Regions from separate parts of the Homo sapiens genome. Here region 1 is linked to region 2. Evidence: chromatin contacts called from ENCODE Hi-C data. All regions are on one chromosome and are shown on one strand. The core of a region is the stretch at or near the end of the contact, and the rest is flanking DNA. Distances in the headings are between cores, read along the strand shown.

Region 1 (2,700 bases), core at 21-2,520, 81 kb before region 2:
ATTGTGAAACTGACTGAAGGCTGCTTGGCTTTTAGAAATGATGAGAATGATTATTTCTCCTGCTGTGAAATAATGCCGCACCTCCCCCATTCAAACGTGTTCTCCAAGTATATACAACACATGTAGATAATAGACCTCTCATAATCCTTACCTCGTTTTCAGCACTCACACTGTATCTTATATTTGCACATAAGTTATTTGTTCTTTCATACAGGCTAGGTCAGAAGACCAAAAAATTTTTTTTGTTCTCCCCTTCTCCCCCTCTGTCAAGTGTAGTAGAAGCAGTGTTATCATCTCCAGGGAAGAATAGGACAGCCATTGTTTCCGTAGACCCTACTGTCTTGGCTCCATGAAATGGGGTTCTATATCTAAATCAAGAGATATTTTCACTTAAACAAGATGACTGTATTTAGCCTTGTGAAATTCCAACCAGTTGCATCATGATTTTTCAGGCATATGAACTTAGGGCTAGAGAAAGTTAAATTCCTTTACCTCTTTGACCTTCAGTTTCCTCATTAGAAAATGGGACTATCAATAATATCTATCTTTCTTTCTTCCTTTTCTTTCAAAGATCATATGTATTGTGGATAATGTCATTTTTAAAAAAGGAAATAAGGAGATGTTTTGGAGTCAGTAAAGCCCTCTACGTGGATTAAGTATTTTAACTGTTGATCCCTTCTCAGCGTTTCTGGAGCTGATTCAGAGGAATGCATATTTTAAATTTTGATATTTCCAAAATTGCCCTGTATAAAATTTAAACCCATTTTACACTCACACCAACAGGGGCTATTTAAAATAATTTTAACTTTTACTAACTCCATGGGTGAATGATATCACACATCTGCTTCCATTACTTTGACTACTCTGTTGGTAGTCTTTGAGCTGTTTCCAGTTTTTCAATAGTATCAATAACTCTGCAGTTAGTATCTTTGACTTCTTATTTCCCATTTGGACTATTTCTTTAAGGTCAATTGCCAGGTCAACAGATGACATGGTCGTTTAGTTACTGTTGAGACATCACAAAATTACTTCCAAAAGAGTGTTTCTAGTTATATGCTTATCAACAGAGACACTTACTTGAATGTTTGCTATTTAGTTTCCCTGCTAAATCTGGGTGTAATTAAAATTACTTTTGTTATTTAGTAAGTTAATTTTGTTAATTTAGTAAAAGATGCTGCCTTCTTATTGCCCAAGAACTATAACTTTAAGGGCCTCCTGATGATACCACAGCCAGATGGAAGCCTGGCAGTGGCACCAGTGGTTTTTTTTCTGTTCTTTTCACCTGCTAGTTAATAATTAGGCAGTGTTTCCAGACTCACAGTTGGATAAGATTGAACAGCTCTTGTTCAGCTGTTAATGATTCAGAGACACCTTCCTCTGCCTCTCCACCTATCAAAATTTTACCAGCTCCTCCAAGGGCAGCCTCAAGTCCCACTTCATTCTAATAGCCTTCCCTGGTAGCTCTGGCCAATTTCAGAGATGCTCTCTCCTACCCACCCGAGGGCAGTTACTGCTTTTACCTTAGGATTTGACCCTGGCCTGTAGTCAATTTGTTCCCATTATTTGCTCTGCTGATAGGATTTTGTGAAATGGATACACTCCACATCCCAGGTGGTGTTAACATCATGCCTTTTCTCTTTAGTAGGTTTCACTGTTTATGAGCAGAGACACTTCCTAGTGCAGTGCTAGCCACATATAGGTGCATGATTAATACTGTCAGTCATGTTGAACTGAGTTGTCAAACAGGTTTTACCCCAAAGAGTAATGGAGTACAAAGAAACACTGTACTCTCCCCTCACAAGTCATTTTTAGAACTCTGAACAGGCAAACCAAATTTATTAATATAGGTGGCTTTAAGATATTACTTTTTTCATATTGTTCTGATTTGCTCGTTGGGTATCTTTCCCTAATGGTCTTTTCCTGTTTAGTCTTCTGGCTTATTCCACTGAGCAAGATAAATTTCTCTTCAAACAAAATAACTTAAGCATCCTCATGCAATGGGTTGAGTTTCTTTCTATTTAGATCATGTCTCTTAAGTGACACCAATCTGGCAGGCTTCATTGTTGTTACTGACTCTGTCTCTAACGTTAGCATTTTCCAACTCTGCTATTTTCAGAATAGACCTGTTCATGTCATTCATGTGTTTTTATTAGTAACCTCCGGTTTCATTGACATACTGAGCTTCTCCAGCTGGGGAAAAGCTTCCACCCACCTATGGTTAACTTTTCCTGAGCAGTCTGAAGTACTTCCAAACATTAATATCCAATTTTACCTCCTATACTGCAATTTCTATGCCACTGATTCTCTAGTATGAATCCTTGTCAAATGTTCGAAAACACCAGTTATGTATATGTCTGTCTATGTTTTTGCATATGTATCTATAAATGTTTATATATGTATATATATGTATTTACATATGTATATATGTGTGCATTTACATATTTATATGTTTATGCATATATGTGTATATATGTTTATATATGTGTGTGTGTGCATGTGTATGTTTATATATCTCCTCTAGCAATCAGAATAAAATTAAAACTACAGAGATTTTTAAACCTTTCTTTTTCACCTTTCAACACTTTTAAATGACTGTTCAAGCAGAAAGTCAATAGGCATAAAAGACAGTAGTTATCCAGTTGAGTAGTGGGGATGAGGAGGCCCTTGGGAATCCCCTGTTGAATCTCATATCTGTCACTG
Region 2 (2,700 bases), core at 33-2,532:
TTGAGGTCAAGAGTTCCAGACCAGCCTGGCCAGCATAGTGAAACCCTGTCTCTACTAAAAATACAAAAATTAGCCAGGTGTGGTGGCACACACCTGTAATCCCAGCTAGATGGGAGGCTGAGGCAGGAGAATCGTGTAAGCCCGGGAGGCAGAGGTTGCAGCGAGCCAAGGTCACACCACTGCACTCCAGCCTGGGTGACAGCGAGACTCTGGAAAAAAAAAAAAAAAAAAAGTAACTTTGAGCAGATGAGGTCAGAGGGCCCTTGAAGTACCTTGGTTTTATTTCTGGCATGGCTTGGCAAATAATATCCCTTCACCAAGCCTCAGCTTTCTCAGCAATGACATGAGGCTCATCCTGAGAGTTCCTCAATAAGACTGTGAGAAATAAACAATTAAGGGATTCTGTGGCATTTTGCAAATACCAGGCACTGTGGCAATGTGGAGAGTTGATGCTGGTGTAGAGCAGAAGGTGTGAATGTGTGGTTCACAGCCCCGTCTGCACATGAGAATCACCTGGGAAACTTTATACACATACCAATGGCCGCAGGTTAATGCCCAGGCATCGGTGTTATTAAAACAGTCCCCAGGTGATTCGCTGCACAAAGGATTGAAAACCACTGGCCTGTAATGTGAGGATGATGGCTGTCATATAGTGCTTAACTGGCACCTCAGCACTTGCAAAGGCTTTTTAAGGAGGCACTGGTAAGAATAAAATATTGCTACCTGAAAAATTATACTCACCAGAAATGCAAAACAAATCATTTTAATGAACAAAGCAGAAACTTTTTTTGTGAGGATGTGAGAAAGGTTACCTCTTTTCCCACCTATTAGGTGGGAAAGAAGGACAAAACGGGTTGAGGTGAGGTAAAGTAATGTGGGAATGAGAAGAAAACAAAAATGGAGTAAAGTATAAAAATCTGTAGTGGACAGGAAGTGACTGACATAGGCAATGATAAAGGAGCAAAGAAAGGAGAAGTGAGAGGGAGGTAGTTTAAGTGGAGCGTGTGAGACCCAGGTGGAGAAGTCCCCTCACAGGTCTGTGTCGGGCACATTTGGAGTATCCTCTGGTTCACTGGAAAAAAGGGCGGCTTGAAAAGGGAGGGCAAAGTGTGGAGGGTGGCCTGATATGAGTGGTGATGCAAGCCAAGGACAGAGTCTCTGCCTTTCTCTACCTCTAGGAGAATAGACAGGAACTGTTTGCTCATCCGTCAGCAGTGAGAGAGGGAAGCAGGCATGCCTGGCCACTCGCCAAGGAGAAAAGCCTCTGCGAATCTAGAGACTGGTGTGGTAAGCATGTGTACATGGGAGGGGCCTCCTCTCCCACAGTGAAAAGGCTGTTCCCGGGGCCCGGTCAAGGGCAATTAGTTCCAGAGGTTCAGCCTGGCCTCTCCTGGGTGCAAGCCACAAGCCTGCCATAGCAGAAACTTTCTCCAGACATATGGCTGCAAAGAAAAGTAATGCACAACAACATCGAGCAGTTGAGGACAATGTGTTTTGGAGACACTGCCTGTAGGATTTACGCAAGCATTCAGTCACAGTGTCATTCCTGGAGAGGCAGGAGGTAGCATTCAGCAAGGAGCAGGCCGATAGGTTAATGGAATGTGAGAAGACATGGCAGAGGCAGAGAAGCCCAGAAGGCTGTGTTGGGTTGTAAAAGCAGGAGAGAAGGTCCTTTCAGCTGTTGGAAAAGGCTGAAAGAAAGCAAATATGAAAAACTAATGAAAGAAATCTAAGACTAGAAGAAAGTCATGAAGAAAGCATTAGGAAGTGGGGACCTGGTCCCTAAAGGCCAGGGAGGTGGCTCTAAAATGTTGGCATGCATCAGAATCACCCTAGAAACTTGCTGAAAGGCACATCCCTGGGCCCCATTCCAGAATCTCAGATTCGTAACATCTGGGATGAGTCCCAGGTTTCTCATTTAAGAGATACCAAAGTGGTACAGATACCTCAAGATGCCAGCTACCTGTTCATACTGGGTCCTCCCACCTTGGTTATACATTTAGAGAGGATGCAGATACTTTCTATCCTATTGCCAGACACAAGTAAGTGTTCATAAGTCAATTTCAATGTTGGTAATGAGAACAGTGGGGAGGAGGAGGCTCAGAGACAGCCCAAGCAGAGTCATTGCCCAAGCATAAAAGTGAAGTCTTGGTGCCCACTTACTAGTCTGGATAGTTAGGGTTTACCTAAGGCGGAAGTAACTTTCAAAAAAAGTTTTCTGTTCAACCCATTATTGCAAGTATTTGGCACTATAAAATAAAAACTTTACAAAAAAAGATGCTACTCCTTGCAAAGAGCAATGCATAGAACTGAGAAGATATACTTTAGGTTTGAGCTGGCCATCATTTCACATTTCATAGTGTGGATGTGTTTTATATGGTAGAAGCACCAATTCAAATACTAATATAACTGTGTGTGTGCGTGTGTGTGTTTCTATGTAGAGGGTAGAGCAGGAGAGGGGAAATACACTTCTTAAGGGGAAAGTTTCTTGATGAAAATTAGAAATGACCACTTGTTAAAAAGGAAGGACATTTGTAAGATGGGAGGAAAAAGAGATCACTGCTTTTATACTGTAGATTGGTGAGAAAATGAGAGGAGTTGTTTTGGAGGGAAGGATTGCTGTTTAAAGTTTCTGTCTTTGGCCAAGACCAACTACTGTCAGTTAGGATGAAGTCACACAGAGCCAAGCCCATGGTGGAG

What was found. Hi-C counts contacts between places; a loop is a spot of excess contacts on that map. Pooled maps may share reads with other maps.
Region 1: a map of A673 shows a loop between it and region 2 (2.1-fold over the local background). The contact joins two enhancer-like sites. A Hi-C loop is called at or near these places in 1 of 168 maps with a recorded cell type or tissue (A673), 5 of 37 single-sample maps with no recorded cell type and 4 of 50 pooled maps.

The regions. Positions count from the first base shown.
Region 1 is chr13:43,387,486-43,390,185 of GRCh38, reverse strand. All of the region lies in intron 5 of ENOX1 (ecto-NOX disulfide-thiol exchanger 1), which reads left to right. Among named protein-coding and RNA genes, the nearest start is that of ENOX1-AS2, 60 kb to the left of the region's middle. Within about 2 kb of position 1,270, at least 4 of the 41 ENCODE cell types and tissues checked have a DNase peak (open chromatin) inside an H3K27ac peak, as active enhancers do.
Region 2 is chr13:43,306,558-43,309,257 of GRCh38, reverse strand. All of the region lies in intron 11 of ENOX1 (ecto-NOX disulfide-thiol exchanger 1), which reads left to right. Among named protein-coding and RNA genes, the nearest start is that of ENOX1-AS2, 140 kb to the left of the region's middle. Within about 2 kb of position 1,282, at least 11 of the 41 ENCODE cell types and tissues checked have a DNase peak (open chromatin) inside an H3K27ac peak, as active enhancers do.